Regions from separate parts of the Homo sapiens genome. Here region 1 is linked to region 2. The links are chromatin loops, found by intact Hi-C in ENCODE. Cell type or tissue: heart left ventricle. All regions are shown on one strand. Each heading gives the region's core, and the rest is flanking DNA. Links, peaks and the distances in the headings are about the cores only.

The links. Peaks named below come from ENCODE experiments on the same cell type or tissue, not always from the same donor. Only the 100,000 strongest peaks of a DNase experiment are listed, where the experiment ranks them.
Region 1: a loop joins it to region 2, with 3 times the contacts of the local background. A loop is called at or near these places in 2 of 110 quality-filtered maps.

Annotation. Positions count from the first base shown.
Region 1 is chr19:18,102,241-18,107,607 of GRCh38, reverse strand. It overlaps MAST3 (microtubule associated serine/threonine kinase 3), which reads right to left. Exons shown (of 28, transcript NM_001393504.1): 2 at 1-21. Among named protein-coding and RNA genes, the nearest start is that of MAST3, 7.1 kb to the right of the region's middle. RefSeq lists a silencer at 3,110-3,219. In heart left ventricle, for the core only: no CTCF peak of the experiment used is centred there; a DNase peak (open chromatin) is centred at 3,087; H3K4me3 peaks cover 915 bases; H3K27me3 peaks cover 1,480 bases.
Region 2 is chr19:17,486,706-17,492,072 of GRCh38, reverse strand. SLC27A1 (solute carrier family 27 member 1) reads right to left here. Exons shown (of 12, transcript NM_198580.3): 2 at 5,116-5,367; 3 at 4,738-4,899; 4 at 4,544-4,613; 5 at 3,134-3,225; 6 at 2,956-3,065. PGLS-DT (PGLS divergent transcript) reads left to right here. Exons shown (of 3, transcript NR_147835.1): 2 at 876-997; 3 at 2,978-3,083. Among named protein-coding and RNA genes, the nearest start is that of SLC27A1, 19 kb to the right of the region's middle. RefSeq lists silencers at 2,760-2,923, 2,731-2,950 and an enhancer at 3,031-3,080. In heart left ventricle, for the core only: a CTCF peak has its summit at 2,725; a DNase peak (open chromatin) is centred at 2,842; H3K4me3 peaks cover 333 bases; H3K27ac peaks cover 962 bases.

The sequences.
Region 1 (5,367 bases), core at 269-5,268, 620 kb before region 2:
GCGTGGCAGGCTCAGCTCCTTCTGCAATGAGACAGAAATGGGGATCATTCTCAGAGAGACTAGCCCTCAGAACCCCTGGCCGTTGATGCACCCCCACAATCCCCAATCCCATGCCCCAACCAATGCATCTTTCCCGCTCACTCTACACACTGGCTCAGCCCTGCCTCAAGGCCTTTGCGCTATCTGTGCGCTCTCTCAGAACAGCCTTCCCTCCCTTCTGGCCCTAATTAACTGCAGCTCATACTCCAGATCTGAACTCAACATCCTTTCTTCCTGGAGGCCCTCCAGATTCACAGTCTAATTCCCCACCCGGCTCCTACCATACCTGCATTAAAAAATATTTTAGGCTGGGCACGGTGGCTCACACCTGTGATCTCAGTACTTTGGGAGACCAAAGCAGGAGGGTTGTTTGAGCCCAGAAGTTTAAGCCAGATTGGGCAACATAGCAAGACTACATCTCTACAAAACTTTTTAAAAAAATTAGCCAGAGTAGGCCGGGTGCGGTGGCTCACACCTGTAATTCTGGCACTTTGGGAGGCCAAGGCGGATGGATCACTTGAGTTCAGGAGTTTGAAACTAGCCTGGGCAACAGAGTGAAACCCCGTCTCTACAAAAAAAAAAAAAAAAAAAAAAAAAAAAAATTGCTGGGCATGGTGGCTCAAGCCTGTACTCCTAGCTACTTGGGGGGCTGAGGTGGGAGGATTGCTTGAGCCCTGTCTCCAAAAAAAGGCCGGGCCGGTCAGGCGCAGTGGCTCATACCTGTAATCCCAGAGCTTTGGGAGGCTGAGGTGGGCAGATCACCTGAGGTCGGGAGTTCAAGACCAGCCTGGCCAACATGGTGAAACCCCATCTCTACTAAAAATACAAAATTAGCCAGGCATGGTGGTGGGTGCCTGTAATTCCAGCTACTTGGGAGACTAAGGCAGGAGAATCGCTTGAACCCGGGAGGCGGAGGTTGCAGTGAGCCGAGGTCACACCATTGCACTCCAGCCTGGGAAACAAGAGCGAAACTCCATCTCAAAAATAAATAAATAAATAAATAAATAAATAAATAAATAAATAAATAAGAAGGGCCAAGTGCGGTGGCTCATGCCTGTAATCCCAGTACTTTGGGAGGCCAAGGCGGGCAGATCACAAGGTCAAGAGATCAAGACCATCCTGGCCAACATGGTGAAACCCTGTCTCTACTAAAAATACAAAAATTAGCTGGGCGTGGTATTGCACACCTGTAGCCCCAGCTACTCGGGAGGATCGCTTGAACCTGGGAGGCAGAGCTTGCAGTGAGCTGAGATGGTGCCATTGCACTCTAGCCTGGCAACAATGAGAGATTCCGTCTCAAAAAAGAAAAAAAAATTAGCCAGGTGTGGTGTTGCACGCCTGCAATCCCAGCTACTCAGGAGACTGAGGTGGGAGGATTGCTTGACCCCAGGAGTTGGAGGTTGCAGTGAACTATGATAATACCATTGCACTCTAGTCTGGGTGACAGAGCAAGACTCTAAGTCTAAAAAAAATTAATAATAATTTTATTTAAAATTACCAATTAGTTGTATTTATGAAGAAGTATGTCAGTAGTGGCTAAAAACTAATAATCTGTTGAGAAAACAGAGATTCCTGAGTTGTCCTCTCCCTGTCCCATCTCAGATGTCCCTCTCCTCCTGGGTCTAGGTCTGAACGCCATTCTCTCCTCACTCGCTGCAAAGCCTATGCAGGTTTGGGCCCTGGGTACCAGTGGGGGCGTGGGGAGGACGGCTGACGGGTGACTCCCTTTTGAAGACCCTTTTAGAGCTCAGCAAACTGACCTGCACCAACTCTGGGTGCCCTCACCGCATGAAGGATAGAAAGCCGTGAGCTTGTGTTCCACTGTGACCTCACAGTCCATCCTCAGACATGGGCTGCCCAAGAGGGTTTTTTTTTGTTGTTGTTTTTGTTTTTTTGAGACAGACTTTTGCTCTTGTTGCCCAGGCTGGAGTGCAATGACACAATCTCGGCTCGCTGCAACCTCTGTCTCCCAGGTTCAAGCGATTCTCCTGCCTCAACCTCCAGAGTAGCTGGGACTTTTTTTTTTTTTTTTAGAAGAGACAGGGTTTTGCCATGTTACCCAGGCTAGTCTTGAACTCCTGACCTCAGATGATCCACCCACTTTGGCCTCCCAAAATGCCGGGATTACAAAATGCTGGGATTACAGGCATAAGCCACCATGCCTGGCCAAAAAACCAGTTTTTTGTTTGTTTGTTTGTTTGTTTAGATGGAGTCTCACTGTATCGCCAGGCTGGAGTGCAGTGGTGCAGTCTTGGCTCACTGAAACCTCTGCCTCTCGGGTTCAAGCGATTCTCCTGACTCAGCCTCCCAAGTAACTGGGGTTACAGGTGTGTGCCAGCATGCCTGGCTAATTTTTGTATATTTAGCAGAGACGAGGTTTCACTATGTTGCCCAGGCTGGTCTCGAACTCCTGACCTCAAGTGATCCATCCACCTTAGCCTCCCAAAGGGCTGGGATTACAGTGTAAGCCATCGCACCCGGTCAATCACGAGGGTTTATTAAATTCTCAAAATGCCATGTGGCACAAGTTTAGAATCTGGGGACACCCAGACCTGGGTCCAGTTCAATTCTCTGTTTCTTCCTGGCCATGCAAATTATTTGTATGCCCCGTGCCTCAGTTTCCCCATCTGTAACTGGAGATGACGTGAGGAGGGTTCTGGGTTAATCATGATCAGCCATTACTATTGCTGCTGTTGTGTGCTGTTGTACTATTGTTGAGCTCAGCAAGGGACCATGGAAGCTGTCATAATACCTGGTAAATGTCCTTGCATTTACTGAGCCACCTCCTACGAACCGCGGGCAGGGGCTGTTTTACTGGCAGGGAAACTTAGGTGCAGAGGAAAGCCGGCTGCCCACGTCTCTTAGTGGAGTGAGAGGCAGGAAACTGGGTCTCAGGACACCCTCCCTCCACACACATCAGGGCGGCCACGTTGGGGACACACGACTATTTTTACTTTGGTGGGCTCCAGGCTGCCCACGTCGTGATCTGGGTGTTCGCCATAGCAACCAGTGACGCCATCGGCCCCTACAGCCAATTGGAGGGGGCCGGAAGCTGCTGGGCTGCCGGATGACCCAGCTGGGAGGGCAAGGTCTCCCGGGAGAGGCGGGGAAGGGTCGCGGGGGTGTGGCGTTACCCCAGGCCTGACTTCAGCTGCTCTGCGCTCAGAAAACCAAGCTGTCACGATGGGAGGAGAATAATCTACCCCTCGAAGGTCTCTCTGACTGCTTGAATATGTCTGAGGACAGACAACTCACGGCGTTTAGTTCAAGCAGTCATGGTGATGGAACCATCACCACCATCACCGTGGCCATTAGGGTCTCCTTCTTCCCCTTCCAATAGTTGTGGGAATTTTTTTTTTTTTTTTTTTTTTTTTTTTTTTTTTTTTTTTGAGACAGCGTCTGGCTATGTCGCCCAGACTGGAATGCAGTGGTGCAATCTTGGCTCACTGCAACCTCCGCCTCCAGAGTAGCTGGGATTGTGGGCATGTGCCACCACACCCGGCTAATTTTTGTATTTTTTATAGAGATGAGGTTTCACCATGTTGCCCAGGCTGGTCTTGAACTCCTGGTCTCAAGTGATCCACCTGCCTTGGCCTCCCAAAGTGCTGGGATTACAGGCATGAGCCACTGCACCCAGCCAGTTGTGGGATCTTATACCACTTCCTCCACTACCCCACGTGAAACAGGGAGGGATTTGAACCCTGGTGGGGGGTCCCACTTGCACCCCATCCAGGCATTTCCTTCCAAAACTCTGACAGTCCTAGGTTCCCAGTCTGGCTCCCCCACTCCTGCACTGTGTGACCCGACAAGTGACTTAACCCCTCTGTGCCTCAGTTTTCTCATTTGGAAAATGGCCCAGTGACATAGGGTCCCTGGAGGAATCAATGAGTAGCAAGCTCAGAGCCTGGTGCTGGGGGAGACTTGGATGGATGGGAGTCAAGACAATGATCAAGACGTGAATAATAACCACCAGTTGAAAGTTGCTTCCAAAAGACAAAAAGATGTGAATATTTTGTTTGTTTGTTTGTTTTCAGATGGAGACTTGCTCTGTCGCCCAGGCTGGAGGGCAATGGTGCGATCTTGTCTCACTGCAACCTCCACCTCCTGGGTTCAAGCGATTCTTCTGCCTCAGCCTCCCAAGTAAGCTGGGATTACAGGCGCCCACCACCACGCTTGGCTGATTTTGTATTTTTAGTAGAGATAGGATTTCACCATGTTGGTCTGGCTGGTCTTGACCTCCTGACCTCAAGCAGTCCTCCCATCTCGGCCTCCCAAAACGCTGGATTACAGGCATGAGCCACTGTGCCTGGCCTGAAGATGTTTTTTTAAAGTGGCAGAGAGAGGTGAGGCAAAATCGGCAGCTCCCTGCAAAGGCTCCCGGGGAAGCTGGACCACACAGAACTCTCCTGGCACCACTCCCGGACCCTTCGGTCCCCGCACCATCTGCTTTCCACCCACAGCTCCCTCTGTGCCTGCTGTTCCCCTGGGAGTGGTTCCCACCCAGAGGAGTGGAGGTTGGGGAGGCCCCGACCCCCTGAAACTGCCCTTTAAAGGTAATATTTATGGTATACCCGTCTGCGCTTGCCCAGGCTGGGGGATGCTGCCTCCCCAACAAGCTTTAGCCCCACCTTGAGGAAATCCCATTTTGGAGAAGACATAGCACAGCAGGAGCACCCCCATACTGGAGGGATTAAGAGAGACCCGAAGCAGCTGGGTGCTGTGGCTCATGCCTGTAATCCCAGCACTTTGGGAGGCTGAGGCGGGAGGATCACTTAAGATCAAGAGTTTGAGCCAGGTGCGGTGGCTCACGCCTGTAATCCCAGCACGCTGGGAGGCCAAGGTGGGCGGATCACAAGGTCAGGAGTTCAAGATCAGCCTGGCCAACATAGTGAAACCCCGTCTCTACTTAAAATACAAAAATTAGCTGGATGTGGTGGCAGGCGCCTGTAGTCCCAGCTACTCGGTAGGCCGAGGCAGGAGAATCCCTTGAACCCCGGAGGCGGAGGTTGCAGTGAGCCAAGACCACACCATTGTACTCCAGCCTGGGTGACAGAATGAGACTCCGTCTCAAAAAAAAAAAAAAAAAAGGTGGCCGGGCGCAGTGGCTCATGCCTGTAATCCCAGGACTTTGGGAGGCTGAGGCAGGCAGATCACCTGAGGTCAGGAGTTCGAGACCAGCCTGACCAACATGGAGAAACCCCGTCTCTACTAAAAATACAAAATTAGCAGGATGTGGTGGCGCATGCCTGTAATCCCAGCTACCTGGGAGGCTGAGGCAGGAGAATCGCTTGAACTCGGGGGCAGAGGTTGCGGTGAGCCGAGATCGTG
Region 2 (5,367 bases), core at 230-5,229:
TATATGCTACAATGCACAGGACACGTCCCACCCCAGGGAATGATCCAGCCCCAAATGTTAAGAGTCAAACCTGTTCTGGACACTATCTCAATTTCTGTAATAAATAAATTCCAAGAGGGAAGAGAGACAGACAGAAAGAGAAAAGGCACCTACAGATGAAATATTTTCTTTTCTTTTCTTTTCTTTTTTTTATTTTTTTGAGATAGGGGCTTGCTCTGTTGCCCAGGCTAGAGTACACTGGCACAATCACGGCTGACAGCAGCCTTGACCTCCTGGGCTCAAGCAATCCTCCCACCTCAGCCTCCCAAGCAGCTGGGACTACAGGCACAAACCACCACAACCAGCTAGATTTTCAATTTTTTTGTAGAGATGAGGGACTCACTATGTTGCCCAGGCTGGTCTACAACTCTTGGGCTCAAGCGATCCTCCCGCCTCGGCTTCCCAAAGTGCTGGGATTACAGGCATGAGCCATTGCGCTCAGCCAAGAATTCTTACAAGACACATCAACCAGTCATAATGCTGGTTGTGTATTTAATTATGGAAATAAGAAAAAACACATTTTTGACATTGTGAGACAGAATTGAGCCACTGCCCAGATTCCTGATGACACTGAGATATCACTGTCACTTAAAAACAATGCTTACCAGACACAAAAGGCGACAGTGTCTGACTCCATTGATCTGAAATGTCCAGAACAGGCAAATCATAGAGGCAGGAAGCAGAATAGTGGTTGCCAGGGGCTGGGGGTGGAGGGATGGGGAGTAACTGGGGATGGGATTTCCTTTGGGGGGCATGAGAATGTTCTGGATCTAGATAGACATGGTGATTGTACATTGTGAATGCCACCAAATTACTGACTTTTTTTTTTTTTAAAGATGGAATCTCACTCTGTCACCCAGACTGGAGTGCAGTGGCCCGATCTCAGCTCACTGCAGCCTCCGCTTCCCAGGTTCAAGCGATTCTCCTGCCTCAGCCTTCCAGGCAGCTGGGATTACAGGTGTGTATCATCATGCCCGGCCAAATTTTTTTTTTTTTTTTTTTTGAGATGGAGTCTCACTCTGTCACGCCCAGGCTGGAGTGCAGTGGTGCAATCTTGGCTCACTGCAACCTCTGCCTCCCGGGTTCAAGCGATTCTTCCGCCTCAGTCTCCCGAGTAGCTGGGATTACAGGCACCAACCACCACGCCAGGCTACATTTCTGTATTTTTAGTAGAGACAGGGTTTCACCCTGTTGGCCAGGCTGGTCTCAAACTCCTGACCTCAAGTGATCTGCCCATCTCAGCCTCCCGAAGTACAGGGATTACAGGCGTGAGCCACTGTGCCTGGCCAAATTTTTCACTTTAATATGGCTAATTTATATGAATTTCACTTTAATTTGAAAAAACAAGTACTCATCTTTCAAAGGTTATAGTGAAACAGCTACACAGGAAACATGATGCCGTCTGAGGGATGCTTTATGCCATCACCGAGGGGAGGATGTGGGGAGGTGGGGAGGGGCAGGACAGGGTATCTGATAGCCTCTGGGTCCAGCTGAGGGGTGCACCAGAACTCTCTATACTTTTCTGTCCACTTTTATGTGTATTTGCTACTCTCTGTAATTTTTTTTAAAAGATAATTTTGGGCTGGGTACAGTGGCTCATGCCTGTAATCCCAGCACTTTGGGAGTCCGAGGTGGGTGGATTGCTTGAACCCAGGAGTTTGAGACCAGCCTGGGCAACATGGCGAAACCTCTTCTCTACAAAAAAAATTCAAAAGTGGGCCAGGCGTGGTGGTGCGCACCTGTAGTCCCAGCTACTTGGGAGGCCAATGCTGGAAGATCACTTGAGCCCAGGAGGTCAAAGCTGCAGTGAGCCATGATAGCGCCACTGCACTCCAGTCTGGGCAACAGAGTGAGATCCTGTCTCAAAAAATAATAATAATAATAAAAATATACTTTTGCATTTCAACATGCAGATTAGTAATTTTCCCAAGACCCTCCAAACAGAACCAAAACTCCTCAAAAGCGAAGCCAAGCACAGCTGTGGACCTTGTGGTATACCCCAAGATGCTCAGCCCAGAGCCCCCAACCCCTGCTCAGCTGTGTGACCTGGCCTGAATCTCTCTGGGCCCCATCTGTCCAATCTGCATCTGCCAACTTGCCACAGTCCCTGGACAACCTCTCACCCAATCCTTCCCAGTCAGCCTTGCTATTCCCTCCGGGCTCCATACCTGTTTCCTGTACCTCCCGCCTGTATTTCCTGTATCCTGCCCCACATTACAGCACTGAAACCCTCAGCCTGGTCTCCTCTCACTGTGGAGGGGAAAGAAGAATTCCTGTTCTTAACCTCTGCCTGCTCTCCTCTCCGGGACAGCAGATGCCTCCACCTCCGCCTCACGCGTTCCTCACCTGGAAGCCCCAGACTCATCGCCCTTCCCATCCCAGGGTCTCAATTCCCTACAGTCAGCAGCAGGGAAGACCCACAGGGCACAAGGCATGGGGAAGGCATTGCCTTAAGGAGCTCAGGCACCCTGGGCCCAATCCTAGCCGCATTACAAGCCTTAGTTTCCCCAGCTGCAAAATGGGTCCACCCTCCAAAGTTATAGGATTGCATTGAGTTTACACGTGGAGGGTTTAGCTCTGGTCTGGACACAGAGCAGGTACTCAGGAAACACTACTTGCCCTCTCTGTCCCCATCCTGAACAGCCATTCCTTAAGCCCCGCTCCCCACCCCACCCCTAGAGACGGGGGAGCAGGTTGCGCCAGCAGGTGGACAGGAGGGCGCACATAAGGGAGTTAAGGGAATAGAGCCTGGTCGGGGGGCGGGGCCTGGCTGGGAGAGGACGGGACCTGACCAGGAGGAGGTGGGGCTTTGCTGGGAGGTACGGGGCCTCACCGGGAGGAGGTGGGGCCTGATTGGGAGGGGGTGAGGCCTGGCTGGGAGGGGCGGGGTCTAGACAGAACAGGGCAGGGCCTGACCGTGCAGTTGTACTTGATGCAGTCGTCCCAGAAGCGGCTGGCCGAGAATTTCTTGCGGAGGACGACTGTCAGCCCATAGATGAGACACTGCCCCACGCCGATGATGTTTCCTGCAGAGGGTGGCCTTGGTAAGGGGTCCCCCGCCCCCACCCACCATTCCCTACCCAGGCCGTAGTACCTGCCGAGTGGTACAGGGGCAGGCAGTCATAGAGCACGTCAGCCGCCTGCATGCGGTAGGCGTGGTGGCCGAAGGCTGCCATGCGGTAGTACCTGCAGGGGGAGGGGGAGCCGGGAGGGCAGAGGCTGGGACCTAAATCCCCCAGGGTACAGGCATGGGGAAGCATGCTGCATGTGGACCCAGGCAAAGCCAGCCCAGTTCGCATGAGTTCACAGGCTGGCAGGAAGGAAACACGCAACCAACAATTGTTGGTGGTGTTAGGTGTCACGAGGGATATAATAGGGTCAAGGGGCATAGAGGGGCTGATGGTAATGCAGCCAGGGGGGTTGGGGGATCCTGTCTAGGGAGGTGAAGTGTGATCCGAGACCTAGCAAGAAAGAGCTGTGGGGGCGAGCTATGGAAGAGTGCCCAGGCACAGCACATGTGAGGGCCCTGAGGCCGGAAGGAGTGTATGGGTTTGAAGAGTTTGGGGGGCTGAGGAGGAGTGAGTACGGGGTGAAGGGGAGGAAAATGACATCAGGGAAGTGGCAGAAGCCACCCAAACTGAGAGAGGGTTTTTGTTTGTTATTTGTTTCTTTTTTTGAGAGGGAGTCTTGCTGTATCATCCAGGCTGGAGTGCAGTGGCGGGATCTCAGCTCACTGCAACCTCCGCCTCTGGGTTCAAGCGATTCTCCTGCCTCAGCCTCCCGAGTAGCTGGGATTACAGTCATGTGCCACCACGCCCAGCTAATTTTTGTATTTTTAGTAGAGACAGGGTTTCGCCACGTTGGCCAGGACGGTCTCGAACTCCTGACGTCAAGTGACCCGCCTGCCTCAGCCTCCCAAAGTGTTGGGGTTACAGGCGTAAGCCACCACGCCTAGCCCGAGAGAGGGTTTTATTCTGAGGGTCACGGTAGATGCAGGGAGGTCTGGGACAGGGGAGGTCTGATTTAGGATTTTCAAACCTCCTGTAGCTGCTGACAGGAGCTGGGCCATCGTGGGTGGAGGAGAGAGTGGGGGGAGCAGGAGGAGCCCGAGGAGGGGCTGGCACAGGTCCAGATGGGGGGCATGGAAAAAAGTAGACAGATGGAGAGGACGGGTTTTGCTGGTGGGATGGATGTGGTGAACAGGTGGGGGGATGAGAGGGGCCCCAGAGTAGTGGGCACAGGGCAACCGGGTCCCAAGATGGGTGTGAAAATGGGTGTGATGCCTTTGTCCAGCCCCAAGCAGTTATGAGGGTTGCAATGAGTTTACACGTGGAGGGCTTGGCCCTGGTCTGGACACAGAGCAAGTGCTCAGGAAACACCAGCTGCCCTCTCTGTCCCCAGGGTAACATGGAGATGCCCACAGGAGCTGAGGGGCAGGTCAGGCTGGCAAGATAGCCTGGGTCACTCTCAGCGGCTGAGGGCATTATGCCTGTGGGCCCCTCACCTGCTGTGCACGACAATGGCAGCCTTGGGCAGCCCGGTGGTCCCCGACGTGTAGATGTAGAAAAGACGATCTGCAGGAGATACAGGTGTTAGGGGTGGGGCCTGAGCATTGGGGGGTGGGGCCTGGAAGTTGGGGGCGGGGCCTGGGCGGGTAGGAAACCAGTTGATAGAGCAGGGGTCCCACCCTTGACTCACCGTCCATGCCCTTGCTGGGGATCTGTGCCAAGGGGGCAGTAGAGGCCTCCTTCAGCAGCGGGTCCAGGAGGTGGGTGTCCGGCAAGATGCCCTCGGGCCCCAAGTCTCCAGAGCAGAACTTGATCAAACTTTTCCCCAGATGCCCGCTCACTTCGGCCACCGCTGTGGTCCCCAACACATGGGTCATGGTCACCGCCGGACAGGCCCCCTCCCGAGGCCTGGGATGCACCAACTCCCTGCCCGGGGCATACCCAGACCGTGCACCTCATGCCCACGTCCAGGGCGGCCGCCTTCCGAGGCCTGGGGCGCAGCATCTCCCCGCCCGCCCAGGGGCCAGTCCTGGGTCCCCGCCCACCTGATGCCCACGCCTGGCCTCACCCGCCACCATTTCTCCTCCAAAGATCAGGGCCTTAGCGCCCGAGGTGCCCAGGCAGAAGGCCAGGGGCTCGCGCCGCAGGTTCACGTTGAGCAGCGCGGCCTCCATGCCCGCCTTGGCCAGGCCCAGCCACAGCCCCACGAACTCCGGCCGGCCCTCCAGGAAGATGGCCACCACGTCGCCCGGCGCGAAGCCCAGCTGGCGGAAGAGGTTGGCTACCGCATTGGAGTAGGCGTCCAGCTGCGCAAAGGTCC